2 separate regions of the Homo sapiens genome follow, and region 1 is linked to region 2. A link is an interaction called in ENCODE POLR2A ChIA-PET data of the cell type or tissue named here. Cell type or tissue: OCI-LY7. All regions are shown on one strand. Links, peaks and the distances in the headings refer to the core of each region. The heading gives the core; the rest is flanking DNA.

Evidence for each region. Peaks named below come from ENCODE experiments on the same cell type or tissue, not always from the same donor. Only the 100,000 strongest peaks of a DNase experiment are listed, where the experiment ranks them.
Region 1: POLR2A ChIA-PET joins it to region 2 with 6 read pairs; 3 of 35 experiments call an interaction of 5 or more read pairs at or near these places.

The regions. Positions count from the first base shown.
Region 1 is chr18:26,256,179-26,262,537 of GRCh38, reverse strand. All of the region lies in intron 1 of TAF4B (TATA-box binding protein associated factor 4b), which reads right to left. It also overlaps the pseudogene SINHCAFP1. Among named protein-coding and RNA genes, the nearest start is that of TAF4B, 33 kb to the right of the region's middle. RefSeq lists an enhancer at 759-1,259. In OCI-LY7, for the core only: no CTCF peak of the experiment used is centred there; no DNase peak of the experiment used is centred there; H3K27ac peaks cover 178 bases.
Region 2 is chr18:26,172,340-26,178,698 of GRCh38, reverse strand. The region is part of intron 4 of PSMA8 (proteasome 20S subunit alpha 8); the gene reads right to left. Among named protein-coding and RNA genes, the nearest start is that of PSMA8, 42 kb to the right of the region's middle. In OCI-LY7, for the core only: no CTCF peak of the experiment used is centred there; a DNase peak (open chromatin) is centred at 3,499; H3K4me3 peaks cover 913 bases; H3K27ac peaks cover 3,142 bases.

The sequences.
Region 1 (6,359 bases), core at 844-5,843, 84 kb before region 2:
GCGTCACTGCACTCCAGCCTGGGCAACACAGAGAGATTCTGTCTCAAAAAAAAAAAAAAAGTGTTTGGAAACTGTCCTAAGGCATGCAGAAAATGACTACAGTTATTGGAGATCTGCTAAAACTCAGTAAGAATAGCAAGAATATGTGGCATTTGCTGCAACCAACTCCCCTCTCTTTCCCTTCTCAGCTCAACATGACAGAAATTCCATTCCAGGGAGTGTGGCCAAGAAGACAGGGCTCCCTCTCTCCTAACCTCCCAATCTAAGGCTATGGTATCTTCCCGGGAGGAGGAAGTCACTTGCATTTCTCATCTACCCCCAATCCTCACCCCCCATCCCAGCTACATATTGAAGAGGATAAACTTGAGACAGGTGCATCTTAGGGTTCAAGTCTCCCTTCTTTCACCCATTCCCATTCATAAAAGGAAATCTGTACTTCAAGGAGAGCACACTGGGAACACTTGGACCTCAAGTGTCTCACCCCAGCTCTTTCACAGGCTGGAGGTGTTCCATGTTGGGAGAGGTGAGCAGAAAAGACCTGAGTACTGCCCACACCCAGTACCTTGTTCCTAGAGCAGGGATATCACTCAGAGAGAAGAAAGCCACAGTCCCGACCTCTGCTCCCAATATCTCCCTAAATGAAATGTCTTTACGTTAAACAGAGTGGAGAAGTTCAAGGCTAAAGGCACCCTCAAATACAAAGTAGCAATTAAGACGAGGCTGGTAGCTTCATGAGAGATACAAGCTAAACCATAAGTCTACTAGTTTACCAAAGAAAACCAAAGAGACAACTAAGAAGGGTCCTCCTTGGGTCAGAACAAACCTCAAACACTGGCCTAAAAAATTATCTCTGTAAAGGAGCCCAAATTTAATTGGATCAGACTGTGGAACAAGTTAGGCTCTAGGGCATTGTTGAAAACAATAGGGCAATCAGCTGGCAATGAGTGGATCCTAACAGCCAGCTGTGATACCAGCATAAGCAGACAGCTTAACAGAGAGATGAGGCAGAGACAGAGTCCTGCTAAAGATGACAGTGCTGGCCGGGCGCAGTGGCTCACGCCTGTAATCCCAGCACTTTGGGAGGCCGAGGCGGGCGGATCACAAGGTCAGGAGATCGAGACCATCCCGGCTAAAACGGTGAAACCCCGTCTCTACTAAAAATACAAAAAATTAGCCGGGCGTAGTGGCGGGCGCCTGTAGTCCCAGCTACTTGGGAGGCTGAGGCAGGAGAATGGCGTGAACCCGGGAGGCGGAGCTTGCAGTGAGCCGAGATCCCGGCAGTGAGCCGAGATCCCGCCACTGCACTCCAGCCTGGGCGACAGAGCGAGACTCCGTCTCAAAAAAAAAAAAAAAAAAAAAAAAAAATGACAGTGCTCATGTTCAAGGATGTGCCCTCTAAAAAGTAACATCAGCAGCTGCTTATTGTAGCAAAAGGAGACCTCACTAAAACAGTCTAGCCAGACCTTTTTTAAAAATCAAAAAACAGTAACACACCCAAGGAGTGGGGACCAGTATTAAGAGTTGCTACACTATAGTTAACAACAAGCTATGACATGTAAAGAAACAGAAAAGTGTGACATAAACACAGAGGGAAAAGCAGGCAACAGAAACCACCTGTGAGACAGATTAGATGTCAGATTTAATAAATGTCAGAGTAACAATTATAAGTATGTTCAAAGGAATAAAAGGAACCATACTTAAAGAAGAAAGGTGTGATACATCTAGAATATCACTAGAGATAGATATTATTTTTAAAAAACGGAACTTCTGTCATTACAGTAACAAATTCACAAGAGATTCAAAAGTAAACCTAAACTGGCAAAAGAAAGATCAGCAAACTTGGAGATAAATCTGTAGAAATTATGTAATCCAAAGAACAAAAAGAATGATGAAAAATATAGACCAATGGAACAGAACAGAGCCCTCAGAAATAGTACCACACATCTACAACCATCTGATCTCTGACAAACCTGACAAAAACAAGAAATGGGGAAAGGAGCCCCTATTTAACAAATGGTGCTGGGAAAACTGGCTAGCCATATGTAGAAAGCTGAAACTGGATCCCTTCCTTATACCTTATACAAAACTTAATTTAAGATGGATTAAAGACTTAAATGTCAGACCTAAAACCAGAAAAACCCTAGAAGAAAACCTAGGCAATACCATTCAGGACATAGGCATGGGCAAGGACTTCATGTCTAAAACACCAAAAGCAATGGCAACAAAAGACAAAATTGACAAATGGGATCTTATTAAACTAAAGAGCTTCTGCACAGCAAAAGAAACTACCATCAGAGTGAACAGGCAACCTACAGAATGGGAGAAAATTTTTGCAATCTACCCATCTGACAAAGGGCTAATATCCAGAATCTACAGAGAACTCAAACAAATTTACAAGAAAAAAACAAACCCCATCAAAAAGTGGGTGAAGGATATGAACAGACACTTCTCAAAAGAAGACATTTATGCAGCCAAAAGACACATGAAAAAATGCTCATCATCACTGGCCATCAGACAAATGCAAATCGAAACCACAATGAGATACCATCTCACACCAGTTAGAATGGCAATCATTAAAAAGTCAGGAAACAACAGGTGCTGGAGAGGATGTGGAGAAATAGGCACACTTTTACACTGTTGGTGGGAATGTAAACTAATTCAACCATTGTGGAAGACAGTGTGGCAATTCCTCAAGGATCTAGAACTAGAAATACCATTTGACCCAGCCATCCCATTACTGGGTATATACCCAAAGGATTATAAATCATGCTGCTATAAAGACACACGCACATGTGTGTTTACTGCGGCACTATTCACAATAGCAAAGACTTGGAACCAACCCAAATGTCCATCAATGATAGACTGGATTAAGAAAATGTGGCACATATACACTATGGAATACTATGCAGCCATAAAAAAGGATGAGCTCATGTCCTTTGTAGGGACATGGATGAAGCTGGAAACCATCATTCTCAGCAAACTATTGTAAGGACAAAAAACCAAACACCACATGTTCTCACTCATAGGTGGGAATTGAACAATGAGAACACTTGGACACAGGGTGGGGAACATCACACACTGGGGCCTGTCGCGGGGTGGGAGGAGGGGGGAGGGATGCATTAGGAGATATACCTAATGTAAATGATGAGTTAATGGGTGCAGCACACCAACATGGCACATGTATACATATGTAACAAACCTGCATGTTGTGTACATGTACCCTAGAACTTAAAGTATAATAAAAAAAAAAGAAGAAAAATAAACAGATTCTCAGAAAACATGGAACACCATTAAAGACACCAACATAGGCATAATGTTAGTACCAGAAAGAGAGGGGAGAGAGAAAGGAACAGAAAAAAAAAAAAATCAAAGAAATAACAGCTGAAAGCTTCCCAAATTTGGAGGAAAATAATCCAGACATCAAAGTAGCTCAAGAAACCCCAAGTAAGCTAAACGCAAAGAGATCCCCACGCCAAGACACATGGTAGTAAAAATGTTCAAAAACAAAGAAAAAAGGAAGGCAAAGACATTTAAAATTTAAAAACAGGCTGGCACAGTGACTTGTAATCCCAGCACTTTGGAAGGCTGAAGCAGGAGGACTGCTTAAGTCCAAGAGTTTGAGACCAGACTGGACAACAAAGCAAGACCCCATCTCTAAAAAAAAAAAAAAAAATTAAAAGTAGCCCAGTGTGGTGGCGCACACCTGTAATCCCAGCTACTGGAGAGGTTGAGGTGGATCACTCAAGCCCAAGAATTCAAGGTTGCAGTGAGCTATAATCACACCACAGCACTCCAGCACAGCCAACAGAGCAAGACCTTGTCTCTAAAAAAAATTTTTTTTTAATTTAAACTGAGAAGATTCATTAGTAGCAGATACTCCATACAAAAAACACTAAATGAAGTTCTTCAGGCTGAAAACAAGTGACCAAGGCAGTAATTCAAATTCACGTGGAAAAAACAAAGAGCACTGGTAATTATGTAATTTGGCAGTATAAATGTATTATTACTTCTTCTTTCATAACTGGTTTTTAAAAACTATTGTATAGAACAATATATATAGAATTACGTCTTTGGAAATTTAACATACAGGAATGTAAAATTTTTACAAATAGAAGCACAGAGGAAATGGGTGGAAGCAAAGCTGTATTGTACTAAAGGTACTTCAGATGGTAGCTCAGAAGCAAAGGAACAAATGAAGAAAATCCAGAAAAGACAAATAAGGTAATATAACAAATGACATAAACATGTCCTTGCTCTCTTCTTCCCTCAGCTTTTTTTTTTTTTTGAGATGGAGTCTCGCTCTGTCACCAGGCTTGAGTGCAGTGGTGCGATCTCAGCTCACTGCAACCTCCGACTCCTTGGTTCAAGCAATTCTCCTGCCTCAGCCTCCTGAGTAGCTGGGATTACAGGCACATGCCACCACGCCCAGCTAATTTTTGTATTTTTAGTAGAGACGGTGTTTCACCATGTTGGCCAGGATGGTCTCAGTCTCCTGACCTCGTGATCTGCCTGCCTCGGCCTCCCAAAGTGCTGGGATTACAGGCATGAGCCACCACACCCAGCCTCAGCTTCTTTAAAAGACATAAAATTATGTAACATAATAATTGTTGGGTTTGTAATATAACTAGATGCAAGGTATAAAGCAATAATTACACACACACACACACACACACACACACACACACACACACACACGCACGCAGAGGAAAGCCAGAAATGAACTATATGAAAGAAAGGGCTTCTCTGTCTCACTGAAATAAGTTAATATACACATGAAGGAGATTCCAATGAGGTTCATATTGTAAGCCCTAAAGCAACCTCTAAGAAAAACACTCAAAAACATGTTGAAAAAATTACAAAGGATAAGTGTTACCCTAGAAAATATTTGCTTAATACAAAAGAAAGCAGGAAAAGTATAGAGGAAAAAGTAAAAGAAACATATAGGAAACAAAAGTAAATGGCAGGCTAAGTCCAACTATATATATATAACAACATTAAATGCAAATGTGAATGTACAAAATAATCCAGTCAAAAGGGAGAAAGTGCTAGGTTGGATAAAAAACAAAATTCAACTATATGCTCCTTACAAGAGATATACATTAGACTCAAAGATATAAAAGAGTTGAAAATAAAAGACATCATACAAACAGAACCACAAGAAAGCTGTAGTGGCCATACTAATATCAAAATAGACTTTAAACAAGAGATAAAGAAGGGCATTTTGTAATGATGGGGCTAACAGATCAACACGATGTAACATTTTAAGCACATATACCTCACACACAGAGCCTAAAATACATGAAGCAAAAAGTGATAAAAGGAAAAATAATTCAACAATTGCTCGGACACTGCAATACCCCACTTTCAATGAAGAATAGAACTAAACAGAAAAGCAGCAAGGAAATCAACCACTTGAAAAAACTATAAACCAACTAAACCTAACTCAGATCTATGGAGTACTTCACCTAACAACAATAGCATTCTTAAGTGTATGCGAAACATTCTCCAAGACAGACCATATACTAGGACACAAAACAAACCTCAATAAACTTTCAAAAATTGAAATTATATTAGGTTGGTGCAAAAGTAATCACGGTTTTCGCCATTGAAAGTAATGGCAAAAAAAACACAATTACTTTTGCACCAACCTAATACAATGTATGGTCTCCACCTACAATGGAATGAAATTAGAAAACAGTGACAGAAAAAAAAAAAAAAGTGGGGTAACTCCCAAATATGTGCATAATAAACACACTTCTAAGTAACCAATGGGTCAATGAAGAAATCATAAAGGAAACTAGAAAATACTTTTGAGATGAATGAAAATGAAGATACAGCATACCAAAATCTATGTGATGCAACTAAAGCAATATTCAGAGAAAAATGTACAGCTATAAATGCCTGTCTTAAAAAGGAAGAAATATCTCAAATCACTAACAACCTTTTACCTTAAGACACTGGAAAAAGAAGAGCAAAATGAAAACTAAAGCAAGCAGAAGAAAAGAAATAATAAAGATTAAGAGCAGGGGCAAATAGAGAATAGAAAAACAACTGAGAAAAATCAACAAAACTGGAGTAGGGAGTGCTTGAGGGGGACTGGCCTGGCGTGCACTCTGCACCTCGGGGACGTTATTGCGCGTGGAACGGCTGCTTTTGGAAGACTTTTGCCCAGAAGAAAAGATGTTTGGTTTTCACACGCCAAAGATGTACCGAAGTATAGAGGGCTGCTGTATTTGCAGAGCTAAGTCCTCTAGTTCTCGATTCACTGACAGTAAACGCTATGAAAAGGACTTCCACAGCTGTTCTGGATTGCATGAGACTCCTTCAGGAGACATCTGCAATGCCTGTGTCCTGCTTGT
Region 2 (6,359 bases), core at 552-5,551:
TGAAAACATAGCAAACATTTCAGTAGCTCATTTGGTTACTATCAGAATAGTCTGTAATGGTGGCATGGTTTTTATTTTCCTTTTTTTGTTTGTTTTAGAGATGGGATCTCACTCTGTTGCCCAGGCTGGAGTGCAGTAGTGGCACAATTATAGCTCACTGCAGCTTTGATCTTCTGGGCTTAAGTGATTTTCCCACCTGAACCTCCTGAGTAGCTGGGACTACAGGTATGCATCACCACACTCAGCTGATTATTTTTTTGGTAGTCTTGCTATGTTGCCCAGGCTGTTCTCAAACTCCTGGCCTCAAGTGAGCCTCCTGTCTCAGCCTCTCAAAGTGTTGGGATTACAGGCGTGAGCCACAACATCTGGCCAACTTTTTCTTTTAAATATACCAATGCTTTGTCCTGGCTAACACTTTCTATTAATATAATGTCTCCCAAATCCTTGATAACCAGAAATTATTTTATTTATATATTCTTTTGAAACAGGGTCTCACTTTGTGGCCCAGGCTGGAGTGCAGTGGTATGATCACTGCTCACTGTAGCCTTGGCCTTCTGGGCTCAAGGTATCTTCCTACCTCAGACTCCCAAGTAGCTGGGACTATTGGTACGTGGCACCACACTTGGCTAATTTAAAAAAGAATTTTTTTTAGAGATAGGGTCTTGCTATGTTGCCCAGGTGGGTCTCGAACTCCTGGACTCATGTGATCCTCCCAGCTTGGCCTCCCAAAGTGCTGAGATTACAGGCATGAGCCACTGTGACTGGCTCAGAAAAGATTTTAAAAAGCTGAAACTTGAAAAGATGTGGAGAGGCAAGGAGCTATAACTTTACAATATGGCACAAAAAGAAGAAAGCAAAGAGAGGGGAAAAAAATGACATCAACATGAAGAAAGCTATTTACCTAAGTTGGGCTGAGCACTATTTTTGTAGATTTTAGAATAAGTATAGTGGTAACCTAATTGATTTGTTATCATCTTTGACTCTTAAGCAAGAAGGGCTTCTATTCCTTTCCTCTTTTCTTTGTTCTTTACACATTTTCATCAGATGAAGGAAAAATGCAAATGGATTTTCCTGGCTGCATGGCTATGGGTAGAAGGCAGCATATTCTTTTAATTCAGCCTAAATATCCAGATTAGTACTCCTGATGGTAATAAGATTTTAAATTTTATATTAACAGAACACTTATGTGTCAGGCACTAGGTTAGGCATTTTACATGGATTATCTCATCTAACCATCACAAAAATGATTAAATAGGTACTGTTACTAACCCCAATTCTTGGATGTAGAAATGGAGGTTTGGAAAGGTTAAAATAGGCTTTCTCAATATCATCACTGTTCACATTTTGGGCCAGCTAATCCTCTGTTGTGAGGGCTGTCCTGTGTATTGTGGGATTTTTAGCTGCCTCCACAAACTAAATGCCAGCAGCAACTCCCACCCCAGTTGTGACAACCAAACATATCTCTTGTCAAAGACATTGTCAAATGTCTTTTAGGTGGGACAAAATCAGCTGTTGGTGAATTACTGACTCAAGTAATCTTGGCCAAGATCATGCAGAGAGTAAGCAGAAGAGCTAAGCTTTGAAACCGTGGTCTGAATCAACAAGCCAAGCTTTTAACTTGATACACTATGCTGCCACATGCCCCTTTCCTAGGATGATTACAGAGTAAAAAGAACAAACACAAAGGTCTATCCTTTCACTGGCATTAAATGGGGGAATGTCTCAGTTATAACTGTTTAGTATTATTATTATTATTATTTTCTTTTTTGAGACTGTCTCACTCTGTCGCCCAGGCTGGAGTGCAATGGCGTGATTTCGTTTCACTGCAACCTCTGCCTCCTGGGCTCAGGCAATTCTCCTGCCTCAGCCTCCCGAGTAGCTGGGATTATAGGTGTCTGCCACCATGCCCAGCTAATATTTTTATTTTTAGTAGAGATGGGGTTTCACCCTGTTGGCCAGGCTGGTCTCAAACTCCCGACTTCAGGTGATCTGCCTGCCTCAGCCTCCCAAAGTGCTGAGATTACAGGTGTGAGCCACTGTGCCTGGCCAACTGTTTAGTATTATGATTATGGGAAAGAGATCTCAAAGGAGATTTTAGGACATAAACATGAAAACACACCATTTATATTACATTATATAACAATATACTATTCTGGTTAGCAAAAGATTATTTTTACTTTATATAATTTTTCTATGCCATTATATTTCAGAGGATTAATATAAGTAGCTGTTGAAACTTCTAAATTAAATTTTGTGGCCTTGAAATTTCACCAAGATCAAAGGTAAAGCCTTCAGCCTGGCATGACTTTGAAATCTATTTGCTACTAGGTTTGTTTGTTTGTTTTTTGGTAACTAGTTGCTACCCAGAGAGGAAGTACATAGTTAGTGGCTTCAGGTAGTGGTTTATCCAAAAACTTCACTGGGCCTTTAAAGTCACCCTGCACATTTCTGGTGACTTTCCTATCCACTTCTTCCAATTCTTAATGTCAAAATCTTTAACTCTTACCCACCTGACTTGTTTTCTAAAATCTATCCTGTTCTTGCCACACTCAGATCCCCACCCTCCCTTGCCCCATCACCCACCCCAGTCCACTTCAATAATGACTGGTAGTTTTGCAATGCTTTTCCTACCTGCCTCCTCAGATTAATGATGATTTTCTGCAGCAAAGACTATTAGCTGACAACCCTAATATCCATTCTTCCTTTGTGACAGAACTCTAGGCAATGTGACTACTGAAAAATGTCACTTCCTAGCTTCTCTTACAAATAGGTATACACAGGTGGAAGTCACTGGGTGAAGCTCCTAGGAACCTTTACTGCCTAGAATGCAGACATATTGGCTAGAGGTCTAGCAGCTATCTTGAGAGCATGGAAAAAGACTAAGACTAAAAGAGACAAATACCAGCATCTGCCTACTTTCAGACTTTTCATTATGTGAGAAAAATCAATCTTAAGTGTTAAGCATCATCAGGTCTTTGTTGTTAGGAGATAAAAACAATCTCACTTGACAGACCTCGGAAGTGCATCCTGTGACATACTGCCCCATACACCTCCAGAAACAAAAACCTTATTCCTGTGGCTACTGGAAGTGGTAATGGCAGACAGCCCTCAGCTCTTAACTCCCTTGGGAAGGTTCCCTGGTTAACAAGAGCTCCCTCAGGTAAGGTCATGTGCTCTTCCAGGGCCAGCCTACACTGACTCAGTGACGAAGAGTATCAATGTGCAGTCCCTTCACCCCAAGTTAGAACAGCTCTGATGAGCCACTACAGATCCAGAGCACTCCATGGTGTCAACTGAAGCCTTTATTGCGACTACAATGCAGCCCAATGTCTCCCTCTGCCCCATCCTGATCCCTTCCCTTCAACAAATGCTGATACCAATGGCACTTCCTAATATCTTATAAAATAATAATCTTCCCATGAGGCTATGTGACCCTAAGGAAGGACAAGGTCTCTGCTAACAAGTGCAAAGCAGCTTTTCTCATCTGAAGGCTTGCTAACTTCCAGAGTAAATCTTCAATGAGCTCTCCCACACTAAGAAAAAGAGATGTGGAAATGAGCAAAAAACTCTACTCACAATAAATAAATCACAATTTCCATTATTTTGAAGTATAAACAACAGAAGGCAAAACTGGTCAAGTGTTGTCAGAAACAATAAATTGGAGGATTATATTAAACAGCTTTTAAAGTCTTTTCAGCCCTGAGGTTCTTAGTTTTTATGGCAGCATTTTCCAAAGTGAATCCCACAAAACATCAGAGTAGAGAAAGGATTTATGATCAAAGGGCTCTACGTTCAAGTAATCTTGGGGACTACTATTTTACCTGCTTCTAGAAGATTTAAATGCTTTTTAGCAGATCCAGATGTACTTTGGTAACAAAACTTACTAAATTTCTTTAAATAGCTAACAAAATTACTTAGCTAGAGAGCTTGTTTACCTAATACCTGTTAACATGAAAAGAAATGCATTTTGAGAAACATTGCTCAGAAGTATACGACGTAGTTAACATTCTTACCATTTTGAAACATTATGGCCCATACTGACAAGAGCAAAACATGCCCCTTAATCATTAACATCATTAATCAGGGTGGGGCTTAAGTCTATGCAGGTGGGTCTCCTTAAAATAGTATAGAATAGCTTTTAAATTAAGTAACCACTTCAATGCACAGCATATTAGATGCCAGTTTTCATCAATGTTCTTTATGAGCTAATTTTATTTAAAAACTTTAAAAATGCAAGCTTTTCAAGAAATACACAGTAAACTGAAACAAAGTTTTGAATATAAAATTTGAGTGCTAATGGCCAGACTGGCATTCCTACAAATCTACAAGCTATATTGTAAGTGAAAGGAAGAATATTTTAAAAAATGTGTACAACTTCTTAGATACACACTTAAATACCAATATCTTAGAACTAATAAGCAAGAACATATTCAATTCCTGCCACTAAATGTCTATAAAATATTATTTTGAAAAATCAGTAAAATACGATTATAGTCAAAGTAGGCATTTAGAAGCATCATTTCATGATCCGAATGCTATAAATATTACGTTTTCACTCTAAAATATAGGATTAGTGTTTGCTGTAAAATGAAACTTGAATGCTTAAAACACAAACTTCCCTTACTAAATTGTCAACAGAAGAAATGAAACAATTTTAAAAAGCTGTAAGAATTACTAATGCTTCAAAAGTTCAAAGGGAGAGAATATTTCTAGCTGAGAATCAAGTAGACAGCATTATGTTATTATCTAGTATTCATTTATTTGTTAAATAACGTATGACCACCTTGTATATAAGGTTCAATTCTAAGCACTAGTGTGTCAACAGTATAAAAAGTAGACAAAAGGCCGGGCGTGATGGCTCACACTTGTAATCCCAGCACTTTGGGAGGCCGAGGCAGGTGGATCACCTGAGGTCAGGAGTTTGAGACCAGCCTGACCAACATGAAGAAACCCCATCTCTACTAAAAATACAAAATTAGCCAGGCGTGGTGGCACATGCCTGTAATCCCAGCTACTTGGGAGGCTGAGGCAGGAGAATCGCTTGAACCTGGGGGGTGGAGGTTGCAGTGAGCCCAGATCGTGCCATTGCACTCCAGCCCGGGCAACAAGAGCAAAACTCCATCTCAAAAAAAAAAAAAAGTAGACAAAAATCCCTGCACTCATAGACCTTAAAGCTTAGTGGGGGAGAGATAGATAATAAACAAGGTAAACAAGGAAATATGTAAAATAAACAGTACATTAGTTGTTATGAGAGAAGTAAAGCCAGGATAGGAAATAAAGAGCATTGAGAATGGGCTACAGTGCTAGAAAGGCCAGTTAGGAGGGGCTTCACTCAGAGGGTGAGGATGGTAGCCATGCAGATATCATGCAAGCTCTGGGCAGAGGAAACAATAAGGAAGAACAAAAGTTAAAAGCCCTGAGGAAAGTACACATCTGGCCTCTGAAGAACAGTAAAGAGGCCAGTGTGGCTGAGTAGGAAAGCAACGGAGGAGTTAATAAGCTTCGGGTTGGAGAGTTGAGGTGGGGGCCAGATAAGGTTAGACCACTGTAAGGGCTTTGGTTTTTACTCTGACTTACTTGGGAGGCAAGAGGGGATTTTGAACAGAGAGGTGACCTGATCTGACTTAAATTTTAACAGAATCACACTGTTCACAATTAGAGTGCACATTCTTTCTGGGTGTGCCAAGAACGCATGGCCTTGACCACTCTTGATGGGGCTATTCCTCAGGACTGTATTAGTGGCCAACAACCCTGAGGAATAAGGTCACGTCTTTCTGCAGAAAAAGAAGAAGCTTGTTCACTGCCTATTACAAAAGTGGTAGATTCCCCAAGTTCAGGGTTTCTTAGCTATTATTAAGAAGACCCATCATATCCACCTGCTTCCTCTGTGCCACCAATGGCACTTGGCAGGCATAAGGAACTGGCACCATCACGAAATGCATGCTGTTTGCTGCAAAATGAGGTGGTAGTTGGAAGCAATGTGTGACCAACAGAGGCTTTTCTTTTTTTTTTAAGAGAATGTAACTGTACTTTTTAAATTGATTTATTATTAAATAATAATGGATTGGATACCCCAAGTGGCATATGGCTTCTCAACTGGTCTCTAAGACCAATTACTTCCATATGCAGCTTAACCCTGTGCTCAGGAAACCTCCTCTATAAGGTTTGTATCACATTGCTACATACCTATAAACCAATGCTATATATAGTCTAGGGGTCAGAAAATTATAGCCTGCAAGTCAGTTCCCTGTTTTTGTAAACAAAGAATTATTGGTACATCACTATGCCCATTTATTTATGTAAATCTATTTCCAGTCTATTTCTAGTTTATGCTACTATGGTAAAGTTTAGTAGTTGCA